Linked DNA regions of Homo sapiens: region 2 is linked to region 1. Evidence: chromatin contacts called from ENCODE Hi-C data. All regions are on one chromosome and are shown on one strand. Each heading gives the region's core, a stretch centred on a gene start or an enhancer-like site at or near the end of the contact. The rest is flanking DNA. Distances are from core to core; before and after follow the strand shown.

Region 1 (5,330 bases), core at 2,546-5,045:
TCAAAGGCAAGCTCAAAGACTTGGAGTTTGTGTCATTCTTTGACACTAAAGGCTGTGTGTTTGTCATTCTTAAACAGAAAACACACACATTTAAAAAACATCTGCATGGCTTAGAGAAAAGGAAATTAACAATTTTCTCCAACTTTCATTTTGTTCTTAGATTTCAAATAAAAATACTTTTTCCATTTTAAAAAATTATGTTTTCAGGATATAGTATGTCCAGAAAATATATACATATATTTTTAAAAAATCAAATCAAACCTTTAATGCTATAGGATCAAGATTGAAATCCCAAACATCTCCAATTGAGTCATCCAGAGCGTCCTCAATTCTTCTCAGTTGAGAGGTATACTCCTCAAGAAATTTCCCATAATTCTTAAGTTGGACTTCGGCATGAATTTCTAAGTTTAAATTTTAAAACAGTATGTGATAAGTGCAAGTAATGAATTGCAGGACATTTACTTCAAATAACCTCAAAAGTCACGCAAAGCACTGTTAATTATTACTCTGGAATGTCTGGACTTCCTGAAAATAAAGTTCCAAAGTTAAACAACAATTCAGCTTTCAATCTTCTCTATACACGAAATAATTTTAAAAGCAGTAGATGTTACCATATATAAAGTTACTACCTTAAAACCCTAACATATTATGAAAAAGCCACTAGCCCATCTACCCCCATAATAGAGGGCTTTGAACCAATCTGAAAAGTGCCTTAAACAATTCAATGTCCTGATTCTATCTTTTAGTCATGAACAACTCTTTTGCAAAAACAAATATTCATGATCTGAAGGTGAAAAAAACAGTCTGTCACAGAAGTAACACTTAAAAATGTAGTTTTTAATTCTATACACACTAATGTTTAATAATACACCTAAATATTTTTAAATGGAGGTTTTATACCTGCTTGAGCATATTATTTCTATAATGTCTAAAATTTAACCAAGATATTTGTTAAATTATTTAACTGTCATAATCAAGTTGGAAAAACCAGCAAAGAACACTGCTTGACTACAGAATACTATGCTGTTCTTCACAGAATTAACACATTCATAGGTAACTTTAAGGAATCATTGGAATAAGCTGGATTTTAAAATATGCCTATTCGTCAAAGTATTTCACGTTACACATAAAAATTCATTACTTGTTCCCAAAGGTAACAAATTCAACTCCAACTCAGTTTCTTTTATTGATATGAATAACTTTATTCAACCTTTGTCTTCTAAAAAAGGTAAAAATTTGCTCTCCTCAAATTAGCAATGTGAAGCAAGTAAGAGAAAGTGTGTTCTGACTCATGCTGTATTAAAGTATAAAGACCTAGCCCCCACTCTCCTTTATTCTTCAACCACATAAAGTTTTAAATCCGGTGAATCCATTTAGTTCATTAAGGTTTCTGTCTTATTATAGCATTAATCTAGGCAATTTTGGAAAACAATTAGTCTAGATATGATTCACAGACCAAAAATTAATGAACGCCAAGCACAGGGAGGTGTTCTCTTCCCTACAGCTTACATATAAGACTGCCCAGATTCTCAGAACCCCAAATAGTTGTCTTATTCTCAACTACACAGGAAATGACCAGTCAAAGCTGCATTTGACCAGCAAATGACTTCTTAAAGACAATGCTAGGCCGGGCATGGTGGCTCACCCCAACACTTTAGGAGGCCAAGGCCGGTGGGTCGCTTGAGACCAGGAGTTCAACATGGCAAAACCTTGTCTCTATCCCAATTTAAAAAGAAAAAATCAGCCAGCTACTAAGGAGGCTGAGGTAGGAAGATCACCTGAGCTCAGCTGGTCGAGGCTGCAGTGAGCCGTGGCGATGCCACGGCACTGGGCGACAGAGTGAGACCTTGTCTCGAAAAAAAAAAAAAAAAAAAAAGACAATGCTAGAGAAACACCACGCCAATAAATCACTCCTTTAGTATGTTCAGGGATTCACAAACAGGAAACAGAAAACCTAAAATAACATTAAAAGTTCCTTGCTGACAATAAACGGTTGTAAAATTGGTGAAAGTTAAAATAACAAAAGTTGAGATAAGAACTACATGGTAATTTTTTAAGAGTAAAAATTCCAAAAACCTACTTAACATGCTCATCTTTGTCAACAGACTGCACTCCTTGTTTTATCTTTTTATCCCTAATATCTAGCACAGCCACTGGTTGTAGAAAATATCTGTTGAGTGAATCAGACCATTCTACTCCAGGCTGAACCATTTTCAAACTCAATTAACATAACTCTATTCCAATTTTTTTTGAAGATACCAGTTCGTCATCTTTGTCCATAAAACATATATGACAAGGTACAGTTCACTTTATAACAATACAGAATCCCCTCCACAAAAAAAAATTAAAAGATTTTGTCATTATCTCCAAGGTTAATTTTTATGCTGCATAAGAGCTAATACCTTATTATCACCCAGGCTAGAGTGCAATGGCGCGATCTCGGCTCACTGCAACCTCCGCCTGCCGGGTTCAAGCGATTCTCCTGCCTCAGCCTCCCAAGTAGCTGGAATTACAGGCGCTCGCCACCAAGCCCAGCTATTTATTTTTTAGTAGAGACGGGGTTTCACCATGTTAGCCAGGCTGGTCTTGAACTCCTGACCTCAGGAATGTTTTGTGAAAAACTGCAACCCATCCTGGATGTAGCTCACTCTTCTCTGAGAGACTTGTAAAACCTAATTCATCTAACATTGTAGGCATTAGTCTCTCTTCGTAAATCAAGCAAAATTCATCCGGAATTTTTAAAAGCAACGTTCCACCTTTTGGGAAAACTATGAGGGAAAAAAAAAATCACAAACAGCATGCTCCAATCTCTCTTAGATCACTTACACAGATTACTATGACCAAAGATAAGAAGCAGATTGCCAACTTGTATTTATTTCAAGTAGAGTTTCACTACAATTAATTTGGCCTCAATATTTTACTGAAAGAAACACAATTTGTTTATTTCGGGATAGACTTCTAAGTTAAAATCAGACAATTCGATCTTGTGAAGCAAAATTTGAAGATTTGCTGTAATTTTTGAAGCCTTTATAACTGCGATGGAAACTGCAGAACATCACTGAAAAATATCACTTAGCATAAATAAAAGGCCTGGAAAATGATAAAATGACATTCACGTGTTTATTTTCGCAGGGTGAAAAGTTCTTTTTTCGCTCCCTTCTACGGTTATAGCAACGCGATGGGAAAGACACCCAAACTTGCAAAAGTTGATTTGGGAGGAAAAGAAGAAAAACAGGAAACCGAAACAGGAACCCAGACATCAGCGTCCTCCAGAGCTGAACGCTCAGAATCTGGCGAAATCCCCAAGAGGCCAGAGACAGAAGCAGCCTGGGATCCCGGGGCCGCTGGGCCTCCCGGGCGCGCCCCGCCCAAGCCCCGGGGCAGCTGAAGGGGGACGCCGCTCCCCGCGGGGCACCGCAGGCTCCCCAGGAGAGTCTCCGCCTCACACGCCGAGCCCTGAACGGGCAGCCTGACCCGCCGTGGCTGGGACCCCAACCCCGAAAGTAACGCTGGAGAGCGCGTCCCTCGCACACCCCAAGGGCTCTGAAGTGTCCCGCACCAGACGGCTGCGCAGCCGTCCCTCTCGCAGGAGCGCTGCCCAGCCCAGAACAGCGGCGGGCCGAAGGAGCGTCCACCCGCAGCCCTCGCCCTGCAGCTCCCTTACTCTGCGAGCCGTCGTCAACGCGGTCAAACTCCCAGTCCGGGGACAGAGTCTCCACCGCCATCACCCCGGCGCCTCCCACAGACACAGCCCCAACCAGCCCGTGCGGCGACGACGGCCTCACCCCAGCTACTGTCACAGCACGTGACTTCCGGCCCCGGCCCCGCCTCCGCTCGCGAGGGCCGGCCGGGCTCGTTGCCCCTGCGACCGCGGGGGCCCCTGGGAAAGCGAGTCCTCCGCCGTGGCCGAAGGCGGCCGCCATGGCGCCGGCAGTGCCAGCGGGCGTCTTGCGACCCGGCTCGGGCTTCGCCACCATTCACTGTGCTTCTCAAGCCACTTCGGCACTCTAATTTCGCCCTGCTCTCTCTAGACGATTTTTAATACCTGGGAAAGTTACTCCCCAGTCTAACCTAAAAAGGTAGAATTGATGGGGTGGGGAATTAACAGGAAGGCATGATCCTCGAGGATAACGCTGACCAGGCGCTTCTTCCAACAAGCCTGTTTCCCTCTCTGTCGCCACCGTAGGAGTTCCTACAGCTCTCCCGCACATTCTGTACGGATTGTTTTTTAGTCAAGACGTTCTGTGCGAGAGGAGAAGTTACTTTATGAACACCCTAACAGGGGATCTTACGACCTCTTCCCCGCTCTCCACTCAGTCCTTTTAAAAACGCGAGGCAGGATGAAGAACGCTATTGAAGTACATTCTAAAATGATCCCACCTGCAATTTGGATTTTTGGAGAATCGGGATCGGTGTAAAATTCTACATGCATACACGTATTTGCACAAGAATATTTATAGCAACGTGGTTTTTAATAGGAAACTATCTAAATGTTCATTACAAGTGAATTACATAAAGCTCAATACATCCATACTACGAATCACTGAAGAGCTGCTAAAATAGATGAAATATATTTATAATGGCATGAACAACCGACACAAGACAGTTGCAGAGTAATGTGTATTTGTGATTACATTTATGTTTTTAAGTTATACAAACGCGTATGTGCCTACGTGTATGTAAATTCATAGGAAGACAAATCAGAGGACGGTGGTTACCTGGGGAAAAGCATGTGTTGGTGAGTAACAGGATTTTCAAGTTTTGATGTGTCTACTTATGTGTTTTGAATCCTTAACAATGAGAATTTATTAGGGTTTTACTCTTGTAATCTTAAAAAGTACCGAAAAGAACTAATCAATGTAGGCAAAAGGTCTATTGAAGAGCATTCTTCTGAGGTCATTGGATCTGCCCTGAGTTAAATGTTTATTGAGTGCCCACTGGGTACCAGGCACCAGGCTAGATGCAGAAACTATAAAACATGTAAGAAAATTGCTTTCTGACCCTATGGCAGACTTAGTGGGCATTTCAGAAAGAAAAAAAAAATCTTGAAAAGAACAGGCATCCTTAGGGTCTAATGGCTGACAAACTTTTTTCCTGTACTTTCTGTGTGACCATGAGTTTGACTTTCCTGGATTCTTAACATTTGCATTAAATCACTGTAATTAATCTCCCAGCAGCTCATTGTGATAAATTGAACTTACAAGTCAGAAAAATTTGAGTCTATAAATACACTAATCTATTAAAGTTAATAGATTAGTAGCAAGAGGCAGTGTCATGTAATAATTGAAAGCACAGTTTTGACTGCCAAATTGCCTAGGTCCAAATCCTGG
Region 2 (5,330 bases), core at 1-2,500, 2.6 Mb before region 1:
ATACTATATGTGCACATGTCGACTCCATAAAGGCAGGGTCTTTTTCTATTTTTTTTTTTTTTTTTTTTTTTTTTTTTTTGAGACGGAGTCTCACTCTGTTGCCCGCCCAGGCTGGAGTGCAGCTGTGCGATCTCGGCTCACTGCAAGCTCCGCCTCCCGGGTTCACGCCATTCTCCTGCCTCAGCCTCCCGAGTAGCTGGGACTACAGGCATCCACCACCACACCCGGCTAATTTTTTGTATTTTTAGTAGAGACGGGGTTTCACCGTGTTAGCCAGGATGCTCTCGATCTCCTGACCTCGTGATCCGCCCGCCTTGGCCTCCCAAAGTGCTGGGATTACAGGCGTGAGCCACCGCGCCCGGCGGGACTTTTTCTATTTTGTTCATGCCTATCCCAGGACCCTGAACAATGCCTGGCCTACAGAAAGCACTTAGTATCCAATGAGGAAATTACTTAAGTAATCGTCACCTCTGCTACAGTCTCAGTCTCCAACTCTTGTAGGTTTTTCATGTGTTAGACATTTACCTCTCATCCTCCCTGCTACCATCAACATCTCACTTGGATTACTGCAAGAAATTCCCTATTCATCTCCCAGCCTCACGACATCTTAGCCTCCACACCAGTTTTTCTACACCACATTCATCCTCACTCCTTCAGACACGGAGCACAAGAGTGGAAAGTGGAGTTTTCATGCTCTCTTCCCAGTTATGCTTGAAAATGCACTTGGGTGCTAGTGAAGCTAGTGGTGTTGTCAAAAAGCCTTTTGGGGTATTACCCACCAAAAACAGCAGCCCACCCCTTTCCGGCCCGCTAAGTCCATGTGCGTGCGAATTTGGGAGTGGGGTTGGGCTTGAGGGTGGGAACAGTGAGAAGGCGCGGCCCTTGACTCTCCAGGCTCAGGCGAACCAGACCTTCTGAACTGCAGCTCTAGTCGCGACAATCCGGGCAAAGCCGCCCTCACCCCAGCCAGTCGCACCAGCCAACGCCCCGAGTTCCGGGTCCACGTTCCCCCAGCTGGGCGGACCCCCAGTGCCGTAAAGACGCTGCTCCCCTTGTCTCCCAGCGACCAGGCCTCACCTTGTCTGGTGTCTCTTTGGCCACGCCGCAGCGGACCCAGGCCACGCACGTCACCTGGCGGCTGCGGTTCATGGTCCTCAAGTCAAGGGCGTGTCACGCTAGAAACCAGGCTGCATAGGGAGGGACCACGACCGCACTGCTGCCACACGCTCAGGGATCTGCACAGGGCCGCTGCCAGGGCAGAGCGCATGCGCAGGCTCCTGTTTGGGCAGCGTCGGCGCTCATTTCAGACGTCATTCTGAGGCGCCGAATGAGAAATAGGAGGGGACAAAATGGAAGCGGAAGCAGCCGGGCGAGGAATCCACGTGGGCTGGTCTGGGCTGTGTGAAGTATAGAGAAAAGGCTTTTCAGGACTGCATGTGACGATGCCTGCGGGCTTTGTAAAGGCCAAGAAAATATTTGGGACTGTAGGGGTCAGTCAGAAGCAAAGTTTCACCAATCTTTATTTTGCTTGCAGTTCCGTAGACTTCAAGCTGACAAATGGCAGAGGTTTGTGGTTTGCGTTTTTTAAAAAGCTTTCTCCAAAATGAATTTGTCGTTTCACGGAGATCCCACCATTACATCTCATTACATCCCTAAATGTTACTTTCTCACCTTAAAACATTTAGCACCAAAAAAAAAAGTGAGAAAAAAACATTTAGCACCAATTATATACTAACTATGCAGTAGTGATTTAGTCTTGGCAAACACAAAGGGCTTACTTATGTTGAAGGCGCTGTTTTGAGTGCCGTATCACGTGATTACTTACCCCTTTGTGGGAGGTCTTATTTCCGTTTTACACCTGGGAAAACAGCGATCCTTCCAAAGGTCACACTGCTAGTAAGCGGTGCAGCTGGGATATGAACCCGGGCAGTGTGACTCCCTTGTATCTATGTCATGCTTCTCAGCTAAGATCAGTCATCTGTTAGAACTCGTGAGTGGCTGGACGTTTGTAGAATGGAAAATCTCAAACTAGCATCCCAGAAAAATCTGGGTTTTGATCTCTTGGCTGTGTGGCCCTGTCCTGGTCATTTACCCTCAATGCATCTACCTCTGAGAGAGGCAAGCAAAAGAAACAGGAAGGTGGCTGCTATGGGGAAACAGTGGCAAGGATAAACTGGCAGTACACATGGTCTTTCCCAGTGGCATTGTCAAACGGGGGGTGTCCACCTGTGGGCTCTATTCGGGGACCTTTTTGCAACACATTTATCTTTCTATACAGTATTTTACTTGGTTCTCACAACACTTTGTTTTAAAGATGAAGCTAGAGTCCCCAGTAGTCAAATACTTTCCTACTCAGATCACACACAGAGGAGCTGATACAACTATGAGTTCTGTCACCAACTCTACTCAGCCTAATGCGCTTGGCAATCTCCCTGCCTGAGGAGAGATCCTCCCAGAAGTAAATTGCTCATTGTTTGTGTAGGCAGATTATTTGTCCATTAAGACTTCTCCCCCTGCTCTGTTTCTGTAAGATGATTCTTCTGTGGTTTCTTTGCTTTTAACCCATTTTAGAAAGACCATATGGCAGATAATATTTTTCAAGGATGGCTGCAACAATAGAGTCCTTCACACATGTTTGTCTGCAACGTGATCTTGATATTCCTCCATCAAAGCACCCCCCCCCGCCCCCACCAACTTGAATCTGGGTAGTTGTAGGTCTGCTTTGGCCAATAAAGTATGACAGAAATGATGTTTCCAAGGTTAAGTCATAAATAGGATGCAGGTTTTGCTTCCCCACCACCACACCCACTTCTCCACTTCCACACCCCCCACCCACTCCCCCACTGCCCACCAGTAGAACACTAATGTTTGGAGCCCTGAGCCACCATATAAAGTTTGGCTACTGTGGTAGTCTGTTCTCACACTGCTAATAAAGACATACCCAAGACATGATAATTTATAAAGAAAAAGAGGTTTAATGGACTCACAGTTTCAGTTGGCTGGGGAAGCCTCACAATCACTGCAGAAGGCAAAAGAGAAGAAAGGCATGTCTTACATGGCAGCAGGCAAGAAGAGAGCATGTGCAGGGGAACTCCCCTTTATAAAACTATCAGATCTCAGCTGGGTGCAGTGGCTCATGCCTGTAATCCCAGCACTTTGGGAGGCCGAGGCAGTTGGATTACAAGGTCAGGAGTTCTAGACAAGCCTGGCCAACGTAGTGAAACCCCGTCTCTACTAAAAATATAAAACTTAGCCGGGCATGGTGGTGCATACCTGTAGTCTCAGCTACTTGGGAGGCTGAGGCAGGAGAATCACCTGAACCCAGGAGGCGGAGGTTGCAGTAAGCCGAAATCGCACTGCTGCACTCCAGCCCGGGCAACAGATCAAGACTCTGTCTCAAAAAATAAAAATAAATAAAAATAAATTAATTAATTAATAAAACCATCAGATCTCATGAGACTTATTATCATGAGAAAAGCACAGGAAAACGCCGCCCGTATGATTCAATTACCTCTCACTGGGTCCCTCCTATAACACATGGGGATTATGACAATTCAAGGTGAGATTTGGGTAAGGACACAGATCCCAAACCATATCAGCTACCCTGAGTCCACTATGCTGTTAGGAAACCAAACCACATGGAGAGACCACATGTGGTACTCCAGTAGACAGTTGTAGTTTTTGAGTTAACCCAGACCTGTAAATGAAAGTGCCTTTAGGTGAATCCAGCTCCCAGACATTGATTCACTCCCAGCGTTTGAGCTTGCTCAGCTGAGACCCAGCCATCATGGAACAGAGACAAGACATCCCCACTGTGCCCTGCCCAAATTTCTGACCCCCAGAATTTGTGAGCTTAGTAAAAGATTGTTTCTAACCACTAACTTTAAAAGAAAAAATCCTTCCATAATTTTTATTATAGTAAAATATACATAACACAAAATTTGCCATTTTTAAAAAGAGACAGATTTAGGGTGGGCTCCGTGGCTCGGCCTAAATCCACTTTGCCCTCCTTTGAGAGGCCAGCACTTTGGGAGGCCAAGGCAGGAGGATCACTTGAGCCCAGGAGTTTGAGGCCGACCTGGAAAACAGCAAAATCTTGTCTCTACAAATAAAAAAATTAGCTGGGCATGGTGGTATGCACCTGTGGTCCCAGTGATGGCAGCAGCTGCTGCCATCATGCCAGCTACAGCAAGGAGGCACAGCTGGGGCTGCATGCTCCATGGAGCCAGTGGGAGCCCTGCCCCTTCTGAGTTGGGGCAGGAGCTCCCGGGGTACTGCTGCAGTCACCCAAACTGCAGCTGCAGACCCAGGCCTCCTGCTTTACAGAGCAGGCAGCAGCCACCCAAACTGCAGCTGTGGATCTGGGGCTCCCTGTGCTCTTGGTGGGAGTGGCGGGAGCAGGCAGGATCTGCCCTCCCAGGTGCAGCTGCAGCCGCCCGACCAGTGGCTGCAGACCTGGGCCTCCTGCTCCGCAGAGCAGGCAGGAGCTGGGGACAAGTGGGATCCCTGCCCCTCCCAAGTTGGCGGGGTGGGAACTCCCAGGGTGCAGCTGTGGCTGCCCTCTCAGGTGCAGGACTGGGCCATCTATATAGCCTGTGCCCTCAGGGGCCCGGGAAGGGCCCCCACAACTCTGTCACTCAGGGCTGTCTGCTTCTGCTGCCTGACTTCTCTCCTCTCTTGGAACCTGCTCAGATCTTGGAGCGGGCTTGGGGATGAGCGCCAGGGCCATGAATGGCATCAGGAGGCAAATAGATTCCTGGGCTGCGGTTCCCCAGTAAGGCCTGACCTTCAGACCAGGGAGGGCCTGAAAGCTGGGGGCCAGCTCCCAGTTCCGAGGTTGGGAGTAGGGACTCGTGGTACCTCTTCTGGGCTGCCAATGGCCACCCATGGACCAATCGGCATGTACTTCCTCCCCTCTGAGGTCCATAAAAGCCCGGTCTCAGCCAGAGCACGAGAGAGGATGGCCAGAGCAGGGCAGAGGACGCAGAGGATGTTGAGACTATGGGAGGATCAGCTGCAGAGAGCAGCTCTCCTCTGCTGATAGCTGGAGATGATACTACGACTTGCCAGCAGAGAGGAGCCACCCTCTCTAGGGCCTCCTGTCTGCTGACAGCTGAACACTCGATTGGCCGACCTACCTACAGAGAGGAGCTACCCACTGTGGGTCTTCTCTGAGCTGTTCTAACACTTAATAAAGTTTATCTTCAGCTTGTTCACCCTTCACTTGTCTGTGTTCCCCATTCGTCCTGGACTCAGGACAAGAACTCGGGCAAAGGTGCCACCTGCCACAGAGGTTTCTGGCCAGAAAATCGACACCTCAAAGATCCCAT

What was found. Hi-C counts contacts between places; a loop is a spot of excess contacts on that map. Pooled maps may share reads with other maps.
Region 2: a loop to region 1 is called in a map of CD8-positive, alpha-beta T cell, with 4 times the contacts of the local background. The contact joins the promoter of PWP1 here to the promoter of WASHC4 in region 1. A Hi-C loop is called at or near these places in 2 of 168 maps with a recorded cell type or tissue (CD8-positive, alpha-beta T cell and naive thymus-derived CD4-positive, alpha-beta T cell) and 10 of 50 pooled maps.

What each region holds. Positions count from the first base shown.
Region 1 is chr12:105,106,196-105,111,525 of GRCh38, reverse strand. It overlaps WASHC4 (WASH complex subunit 4), which reads right to left and starts at 3,795. Exons shown (of 33, transcript NM_015275.3): 1 at 3,665-3,795; 2 at 262-401. The coding sequence starts at 3,725. LOC414300 (a long non-coding RNA gene) reads left to right here and starts at 3,884. Exons shown (of 2, transcript NR_121211.1): 1 at 3,884-4,738. RefSeq lists enhancers at 1,529-1,688, 3,527-3,686 and silencers at 3,247-3,496, 3,707-3,986.
Region 2 is chr12:107,681,719-107,687,048 of GRCh38, reverse strand. PWP1 (PWP1 homolog, endonuclein) reads right to left here and starts at 1,250. Exons shown (of 15, transcript NM_007062.3): 1 at 1,078-1,250. The coding sequence starts at 1,149. RefSeq lists enhancers at 912-961, 1,182-1,441 and a silencer at 3,871-4,128.